Regions from separate parts of the Homo sapiens genome. Here region 2 is linked to region 1. Evidence: chromatin loops called from intact Hi-C (ENCODE). Cell type or tissue: B cell. All regions are shown on one strand.

What was found. Hi-C counts contacts between places; a loop is a spot of excess contacts. Peaks named below come from ENCODE experiments on the same cell type or tissue, not always from the same donor. Only the 100,000 strongest peaks of a DNase experiment are listed, where the experiment ranks them.
Region 2: a loop joins it to region 1, with 1.9 times the contacts of the local background. A loop is called at or near these places in 8 of 110 quality-filtered maps.

What each region holds. Positions count from the first base shown.
Region 1 is chr16:23,903,100-23,908,099 of GRCh38, forward strand. The region is part of intron 2 of PRKCB (protein kinase C beta); the gene reads left to right. Among named protein-coding and RNA genes, the nearest start is that of PRKCB, 70 kb to the left of the region's middle. RefSeq lists a silencer at 1,006-1,191. In B cell, no CTCF peak of the experiment used is centred here; no DNase peak of the experiment used is centred here; H3K27ac peaks cover 3,783 bases.
Region 2 is chr16:23,857,308-23,862,307 of GRCh38, forward strand. All of the region lies in intron 2 of PRKCB (protein kinase C beta), which reads left to right. Among named protein-coding and RNA genes, the nearest start is that of PRKCB, 24 kb to the left of the region's middle. In B cell, no CTCF peak of the experiment used is centred here; DNase peaks (open chromatin) are centred at 2,466 and 2,824; H3K4me3 peaks cover 1,644 bases; H3K27ac peaks cover 5,000 bases.

The sequences.
Region 1 (5,000 bases):
GGATTACAGGTGTGAGCTGCCACGCCCAGCCTACTTATGTTATTTCTAAACCCTCCCCTGACTCAGAGCTGTGGTAAAGAGCCCCGCTTTTGTTGTCCTGCTCAGGACAAAAATACATGGCCCCAGGCTTTTGTGAGTAGGATCCGGAAGGGAACTTAAGTGTGTGTGTGTGTGTGTGTGTGTGTGCACCCACGTGTGTGTGGGGGAGTGATAGAGATTCTCCTGGTTTCTGTCCTAGTTTTTTCTAAGCGTATGGAGACAGGTCTGCTCCGTACATCTGGGGATTGGTATTACCACATCATTTCCCCCCTAACAGCAGCAAAGATTCTCAAAGCTTCATCAGAGCATGAACAATCAGAAATGCCTTAATTTTGTTAGTCACAATAAATAATACTTTGATTAATTAGCAAGCACATGCCTTGGGAATATGAGAAAGTAAATGATTTCTACCCTAGATCTTTCAGATAGCTGGGAGGGAAGAGAGTATTAAAATACGCTTTTAACTATGGGTTTTGGATGGAGAAGAGGAGAATGCCGGAGAGGGGAAAGCAGCAGTGGAATTGTTCTTGGAGATAGGAGAAACTGAAACTCTTTCCACCCAGGGTCTTTGCAGAAAGTGGTTCCCACTGCCTGGAATACTTTTTCTTCTCTTTACATGGTGAGCTCTCACTCTAGTCTCAACTTAAATGTCTCCCCCTTTGACAGGCCCTTGCTAACATCCTGTTTCAAGTTCCTTCTGGATATTGATTAGGATGGTAAGCTTCATGAGGTTAAGGATCTCTGTTTCATCCACTGCTCCATCCTCTGGTGTCTGCAACGACGCTGGCACACCATAGGCCCTTATTAAATATGTGTCGACTAAATGAATATGTGGTCTTATTAAATATGTGTCGACTAAATGAATATGTGGTCTATTTCAAGTCCTCGTTTGTGTCTGCCCTAGAACTTAGCACTGTTTGCCATTAGCTTGTCTATTTCCTTGTGAATAGCTAGATTCCCTCATGAGCTATAAGGGCCACGATGGCAGGGGGTGTGTCTACCTTGTTCACCAAGGGTACCCAGGATGAACCTGGCCTGCAGCTAAGGGGGTGGGCTCTAGGGTCAGATTACTTGGGCTCAAATCCCAGATTTCCTATGTTCCAGCTGTGTGATTTCTGCTAATTGTCAAGCCACTCTGTGCCTCATTTTCCACATAGGTGCAAGAGGGGTGATAATAGCATCTATCTCTTGGGGTTGTTGAAAGAATTAAATATGTCAGTATTGGCTAAAACACTTAGAGGAAGCTGGGCGTGGTGGCTCATGTCTGTAATCCCAGCACTTTGGGAGGCTGAGGCAGGTGGATTGCTTGAGGCCAGGAGTTCAAGACCAGCCTGGCCAACATGGCGAAACCCCATCTCTACTAAAAATACAAAAATTAGCCAGACATGGTTGTGGGTGCCTGTGATTTCAGCTACTTGGGAGGCTGAGGCAGAAGAATCGCTTGAACCCGGGAAGTGAAGGTTGCAGTGAGCTGAGATCGCACTACTGCACTCCAGCCTGGGTGACAGAGCGAGTCTTCATCTCAAAAGAACAACAACAACAACAACAAAAAACCACAACACTTAGAAGAGTATCTAGCATATAGTAAGTGCTTCAGTGCTTTATACATGTCAGTTATTGGTAGTACTCAAAATATTTGGGATTTAAAAGTTGGGGGATTTTTACATAAAAGGCACTTTTCCTCTTTGAGTGGTAAAATCTCCCCTAAGAAAGAGGCAAGGACAGATGGAGATGATCTGAGAGGCCCAAGAGATCCTTAAAACCAGGCTTTTTAAGAAATCTGATGTTTTATTTCTCCGTATTGTCATGGAAAAGGCCAGCTTTTAGCATGCCTGGTGTTTCTGGTGTTTTCTTCTCTTCACTGTTTTCTACATTTCTTTCTTTGCATTGGTCCTTTTTTTTTCTTTTTTTTTTTTTTAATAAAAAAAAAATAGCACAGCTCGGAGTCTTGCTTGCTGACTTACTGCTAGAGTGTGGGATCCATTGCTTCCATTTAGAGAAGCAGCCGGCCCTGGAATGTGGCCGCAGGGCTGCCAGGCTGACTCTGTGAGCTGAGCTGGCGAGGAATGCACTTTGCAGCTTGCACTGAGTTTGGCCTTACGTCTGTGGAATTTCTTCTCTCTTCTTACTCATTCGTGTCGTTAAATAAATAACAACACAAGCAGTGCATCCTCCCGGTTATAATGGCAAACAGTACAATGTGTTACAACACACAGTAGCTTGAAGAGGATATCTCTCTCCTGTGGTAGATGCTTCATTCCCCAGAACTTCACTCCTCACCCCCAGAATAGGTTGCCCAGTTAACAGGATGCCTGGTTCAGTCTGCATTTTGGGTAAACAAGGAACACCTTTTTAGTATAAGTATGTCCCAAATATTGCATAGCACCAACTTATCCTAAAACACTATTTGTTGTTTATGTGCTATTCAGGTTTAACTGGGCATTCTGTAGTTTTATTTGCTAAATCTGACAACTCCAGAGAGTCTCCTAGAACCAGTTTCCTGTATTTTCTTCCAGTAATTTTCCAAGCATGTGCAACCTATGGATATCTTGGCAGACTTACTCCTGGTAGAATTCCCATCACCTAGAACAGTGCTTAGGACATTGTAGGTGCTTAATAAATATGGGTTGAATGAGTGATTGACTCTGTACCCACCCCATTTTTCTTCACATAAGTGGAAATATATTATAGTGTTGTTTCATATGTAGCTTTTCCTTTTAATAATGTCTCATGGGGATTGATACATAGAGCTGCCTCATACTCCTCTAAGGGTTTCCTAGCATTCCCTTTTATGATGCATAATGTATTTAACCAGTCCCCTGATGATCGACATTGGTGCTGTTGAGAGTCTTTAGCTATTATAAACAATAAGGTAGTGAGCATTCCTATATATGTTTACCTCTGTGGGTTTGACGACGTGCAAGGATAGGTGTCGCATTGGAATCATGAGGACGGAGGATATGTGCTTTAAAATGTGGATTGATGTTGCTGAATTGCTTTCTGTACAGGATCTGTTCACACTTCCCTCAGACAGCTTGTTCCCCATCTCCTTACCAACATAGAATATTATCAAACTTTTTCATTTTGCCAATCTGATCAGTGAAAAACTAGTATCTCGCTATCATCTTAATTTACATCTCTTTGCTTATGAGAACATTTTTATGTTTGAAAGCTCTATTTCTTTTTCTGTGAACTGCTTCTTCTTTTTTGCCTATTTTTTTCTACTTATTGATTTTTAACCGGTTTTTGTTTGTGAAAGAACATGTCTGTTAGCCTGGCATATGTTTTATATATAATGTAATTTATAAAATTGGTGTTTAACTTTGAAAAAGTGATTTATTATGGATTTTTTAAACTCTGTAGACATTAAAAAATTCCTCAGTAGTCAATTTATGAGTCTTTTCTTCCACATATTCTACATTTTGTGTCTTGCTTAGAAAGGCCTCTTACTCAATGAGATTATAGAGGAATTCTCCCATATTTTCTTTTACTACTTTAACTTCTTTTTTTTTGCATTTAAATCTTTAATCCATCTGGAATTTATTTTGGTTTTAGGAGGGAGGTGAGGATCTAGCTTTATTTTTTACCAGATGGCCAGCCAGTTGTCCCAATACCATTTATTGAATAATCCATCGCTTCCCACAGAATTGAAATGCTGCCTTTATCATATATTAAATTGTGGAGGAGGGATTTTATACTCATTTTCTGACAGCCTCCAGTGCCAGCTAGGCAGCAAGGATTTTAGGGGGTTTCAGCTGACTAGAGGCAAAGATCCTGACCTGAAGGATAACCGCAATTTATTAAACCAGAAATACTCTGTGTAGGAACAGTGGGTTTCCTGGGTGGGGACAGGGTTGGGGTGGGGGAAAGTGAGTGTCCCGTGCTGGGAGGAATTTAGTTACAGCAAGATTTCTCAACCTTGGCATTATTGACATTGGGGGGTGGAATAGGTCTTTGTTGGAGCCTGTCCCATGTAGTGTAGGATGTTTAGCAGCATCCTTGGTCTCTACCCAGTATACACCAGTATTAACTTCACCCTGATTTGTAACAATCAAAAATGTCTCCAAACATTGCCCTGGGTGGCAAAATCATCTTCAGTTGAGAATTACTGCTTTATCAAGCCTGGGTCGAGCAGACCTCCCATCCATTTCTTTTAAACAGAGGCAGGGTCTTGTTCCGTTGCCCATGCAGTGCATGATGTGATCATAGCTCACTGCAGCCTCAAATTCCTGGCTCAAGCCATCCTCCTGCCTCAGCCTCTGGGGAAGCTAGGACTATACCACATGCCCAGCTAATTTTTTAGTTTTTGTAGAGACAGGGTCTTACTATGTTGCATAGGCTGGTCTCAAACTGCTGGCCACAAGCAATCCTCTTGCCTAGGCCTCCTGAAGCACTGGGATTATGGGCGTGAGCCACTGTGCCCAGCCTGAACAGACCGTTGATTAGATGCATGTGAGGCCCTTTCTTGTTCTGAGAGTCTGTCATCAGCAGTATCAATGGCTCCAGATGTCTGGGAGGCAGGAAGGGAGGTGCCTATCTATCTCAGAGACCAGAACACCCAGATTTCTGGTATGAGTGTGGGGTCTGTGGGGAAAGGGTGGAACCATACCGGTCGACTCCGGGAGGAACAGAGGTTCCCACCTAGCCCTACAGGTGAATCTTGCAAAACTCCCTAGGACCTGCCTGGGAGCCTAGCCATTCCCCCTGCTAACCACACCCCCAGACAACAAGGCCTGGCCATGGATCCAGGAACAATGACTCTGAGAACCGGAGGTGGCAGATGTTTTGTGATTTAACAGCATATCGGTTTATTGTCTTATTTTTCTTAGGAGTAAAAGAGTCCATGGGTGTATTGTTGGGGGCAGCAGGAAGCACACGTGTCTATTCGGAGATTTGGGGCAGCAGGTGGGGAGAGAAAGTCCATCTAGACGAGGGAGGTGTGGGAGTGAGATGGAAGAGGA
Region 2 (5,000 bases), 46 kb before region 1:
GGGGGATAATGTGGGTTGAGAAAGAAGTGTTTTATGAGCAGAATCAGCACAGAGGGAGGGAGGAGGAGGTGTTTAGGGGCTGCAGAGAGCCGCCAGAAGATGTGGGAACAGTATGCCAGCACGGAGGTGGGTCAGATCCCCATGGTGGGACTCTGCTGAGGGTTGCCTCCAGCCGAGACTTCCAAGGGCTGGGATTCAGTGTGTGTTTATGTTCTCTGGTGTGCCTGATAGGTGGGGGCCCACATGACAGCTGGCCTCTCTGTGTTTCCCTTCTGGCCGTCTCTGATTTGGGGCCCAAGGGCCATAGGGGGGCCAGGGCACTCCAGATGGGACGAAAAGTCAAGTCCAAGAAAAAAATGAAATCCGGGCTAGGCTTGTCCCTGCTTGAGGATGTGAGAGAGAGAGAGAGAGTGTGTGTGTGTGTGTGGGTGTGTGCGCACGTGCGTCTGCAGTCCCTAGAAGGATCTCTATTCATTGGACAGAGAGGCCAAGGGAATTTTCCATTTCCTGGATGTCTTCAAAGATTTCAAATGCCATTAACTTGAGCTGACATTTATTGAGTACTCACTCGGTGACTGGCACTGTTCTAAGTACTTTACATGTATTAACTTATTTAATCCTCACAACAGCCCTGTGTGGCTGCTACTGTTATTGTTGCCATTTTATGCTGAGAAAACAGCACAAAGAATTGAGAAATTTTTCCAAAGTTACAGTTAGGATTCAAAAATAGACTTGGTTTTAGGATTGTGTAACTTCAGAATTGATGGTGACAATGACGTTGATGATGAGGATGATGATGATGATGATGAAGGCAGCTAATATTTCAGTGTCTGCAATGAGCTGGGCATTTTCACAAACTTTATCCCTTTGAATCTTTACCTTCCACTAAGATTTGCTGCTATTCTTATCCCTTTTGTAGATAAGAAAGCAAGCTTAGAGAAGATAAAACATTTGCTTAAGTAACTGCAGAGCGTAGATTGAATTCAGGTCCATTCGAGTCAGACTGTCTGTTCACCAAGGTGAAGGGCTCCGGGGGTCACAGAGGAGCACCATGGTGAGGAAGGCCCCGTAAGAGTGTGGCAGAATGGCAACCAGGAAGGATCTGGTATACGGGATGGTGATAAGGCCCATCTCTCATGGCCAGGAAAGTGTGCCTGCCACAGCAATGAATGAAACTGGCAACATTTGACAGGAAGGGGAAATTCTCTAGTGGGAGGAATACTTCCATCAAACTGTTTTTTTTTTTTCCCAGTGGGGGAGTTTGCACATGTGTAGATTTTTTTAGCCATAGCCTTGAATAAGGAATTCAGAAAGTGGCTTCTAGTTTGAGGACTTTCATTGGCCACGTGATCACAGTAGGCTGATTTCTTCATGCCTAAGTTACCAGGCTGGGAGGACAGGCTGAGAACTATGCAAGCTGTTGAGTCACTTGGAAGGAAGAGGGTTACATACAGCAGGCACTTTCATGGAATAATACTTCCCTGAAGAGCTGCACTAATTTATTGAGGCACTGAGCTGGATGCTTCACACACATGATCTCATTGAATGTCCACAGCACCCTAGGAGGTTGATCTCATTATTAACTTCATGAAGTGACTGAGGCTTAGAGATATTAAATAGCTTCCAGCCTGGGAAACATAGTGAAACCCCATCTCTGCAAAGAATAAAAAAAAATGAGCTAGGTGTGGTGGCTCGTGCTTATATTCACAGCTACTTAGGAGGCTGAGGTGGGAGGATCCCTTGAGCTTGTGAGGGTTGAGGCTGTAGTGAGCTTTGATGGCACCACTGCACTCCAGTCTGGGTGACAGAGTGAGACCCTCTCTCTAAACAAACAAATCCCAGGAGACATTAATTAACTTGCCACTGGTCTCTAAGCTAAGTAGTTGAAGAGGGCAACAAACCCAGGTGGTCTGACTCCTAGGCTTGAAGGTCCAGGTTCAGCTACTCCACCAGTATCCCTGGTCAGTCTTTGGCCAGGGCACAGAAGGTGGCATATCAAGTTGTGGGGTCTGATTTGGAAAGTGTGAGATCCCTCCTTTGTATCTTTTCCAAAGTCCACTCAGAAGAGAGTAGTGTAAAAGGAGTGATAGCACAGCGTGGTCTGGCTGGCATAGTCAGCCGCCCTGTGATGGGCAGGGGGAAGCTGCTTTCTGTCCTCAAGCAGCCCCTAAACTTGTAGGCCAGACTCATAAATCACACATTGATAACTCAGTGTGATGTGTGCTGTAATGGTGGAGAGGGGGGAGAAATGCCAGGAGCAGCTCACCTCCCAGGGTCCTGGGGAGGCTGCACAGAGGAGCCTGAGTTCTCAGTTGGGTTTTGAGGCAGAGGAAGCAGTGAAAGAGAGAGGAAGAATGTCAGTGAGGTGCGGGGAGAAGCAAGAGAGAGAAGACACTTGGCAGGAAGAAGTAGTTGAAGTACCCGGGGATGTTTAGCTTGAAGAATAGAAAATTTGGAGGAGGCAGAGAAAAGGCAGGAAACTTTAAAAGCAGGAGAGAAAGACCTCCAGGTTCCCAAAGGGAGCATGGCACTTCTCAAGGGGGTGAGGTTGACAGCATTAGGAGAGAGAGAGAGAGAAAGAGAGAGAGAGAAAGAGAGAGAGCGAGAGAGTTGTCAAGGAAGGGAAGGACCCATGGAGGGGAGAGCACAGGTGAAAATGAGAAGTGATGGGAAAATGGGTGGGAAATAAATGAAGTTTTGAGGCCAGTTGAGAAATCTTGCTTGGTGGTTTCTATTTTCTTTGTGAAGCAGAAAAAAAGAGGAATTAGACAGACCTGCATTCAAATCTCATGACCCCAGGCAAATTTCTTATCCTTAGCTTCTTCATTTTGAAAAAGGGGTGAATGATAATAGGACCTACCTAATAAGAGTTGTCAGGATCAAATATGTTAGTGCTTGTGTAAGATGCAGTGGCACCCTGGCACTTAGTACCAAAAAAAAGTACTATAAATGTTGTCACCTATTGAGGGAGTCCGGGTTTGGGTGCTTGATACATAGAAATATCATGAATAGCAGCAGAGAATACAAGAAGAAGAGAAAGCTTGGGGGAGAAGATAGAGAATTATGCGTTGGGTATGTTGAGGATGAGGTGCCTGTGCCATATCCGGGTGTAGGTGCCCAAAGGCAACTGGAAGTCATGAGAAGTCAGGGATAGAGGTAAATGTTTGGGAGTTGTTAATACAGGGGTGCATTTTTAAAATATCTGAAGTATGTTACTGGTGGCACTCAAAGATTTTTAATGATGTAAGGTATTCAACAACATGGAACTACGTAGTTTTAAAAGAAATTCTCTTGTAGGCCGCGTGTGGTGGCTCACACCTGTAATCCCAGCACTTTGAGAGGCCAAGGTGGGTGGATCACTTGAGGTCAGGAATTCCAGACCAGCCTGGTGAACATGGTGAAACCCCATCTCTACTAAAAAAAAAAAGAAACAAAACAAATCAAAACAAAAAAACCGGGCATGGTGGTGTGTGCCTGTACTCCCAGCTACTCGGGAGGCTGAGGCAGGAGAATTGCTTGGACCCGGAGTCAGAGGTTGCAGTGAGCCAAGATCGCGCTACTGTACTCTAGCCTAGGCAACAGAATGAGACTCAGTATAAAAAAGAAAAAAATGTTTTTTTCTTTTAATTCTTCGGGTTAAGGAGAGTGTCTTAGTTTGGTGCTATCATGTCCTAAACATCTTTCTAATGCATGCAAATCTCCCTTTTAAGCTAAAAGAATGAAGCAATCTCAGACTCAGAGCTATGTACCTGCTAGAATTTAATAATTTAAATTTTCATTGTGTTCTTCATACTCACCTTCTATTTATAGCAAGTGTTACTAGCTCTCCAATTCTGGAGGTTGTTTCAGATAGGATGCATTAGTTCTTTTTTTTTTTTTGAGACAAGGTCTTGCTCTGTCACCCAGGCTGGAGTGCAGTGGCACAAACACAGCTCACTGCAGCCTCAACCTCCCAGGCTCAAGCAAACCTCCCACTTCAGCCTCCCAGGTAGCTGGGACTACAGGCATGTCCCACCATTCCTAGCTAATTATTTTATTTTTTATAGAAACAGGGTCTCACTGTGTTTCCCAGGCTGGTCTTGAATTTGGGCTCAAGCAATCCTCACACCTCCGCCTCCTAAAGTGCTGGGATTACAGGCATGAGCCACCATGCCTGACCTGCTTTGGTTCTTAAAAACAGAATATCTGGCGAGCCTAACAAGGAGGCTGGTGGTTCCAGGGTTGGTTTAATCAAAGACTTAACACTGTCATCAAGCGCCTCTCAGTTATTTGCTCTGCCATCCTCAAAATGTGATCAGTGTCTCCCTTCTTGGTCCCAGGAAGGCTGTGATAGCTCCCAGAATCACATACTCACAGGGCAAAGCAGGAAGGAAGGGGACATAGGACAAAGGATTTGTGTTTAAGTATTTCATGTCACATTTGCATGTGGTGCTTGGAGCTGTGGCAGCTATGTTTTGACCATGAGGGACAAGGTTGGCAAGCTGTAAATGGCAGTGTAAAAAGAGGGAGAGGATCTGTCTCCTTCACAATATCCTTGAGCCCCTGAATTCACTAATCTTGATATAGCTCTATCTCTTGAAATTTTGTTTTGTTAGATAATTCTCTTACTGCTTAAAACGTCTTAAGATGGGTTTTCTGTTCTTTCCAGTAGAATGCATTGTATCTCACACAATTTGAGGTTATTGCCTCAACCTACTCTGAATCATTGCTCCTCCCCCTTTTTTCCTGGTTGATTAGCTTCTCTTGAGATTGTGTCTTATCTTCCTGGTTTTTTGTATGTCGGGTAATTTTGGATTGTATCCTGGACACTGTAAGTGTTGTGCTGTGGAGACTCTGGATTCATTCGTATTTCTCTGAAAAGCATTGATGTTTTTGTTTTAGTAGGCCATTGACTTGGTTGGACAGTAGACTGTCTCTGGGACACCAGCTCAGATGTCAGTTCTGTTTTTTATTTTATCCTTGAGTCTTCTTTGGGACTGCCCCATGCATGCATGGTTCAA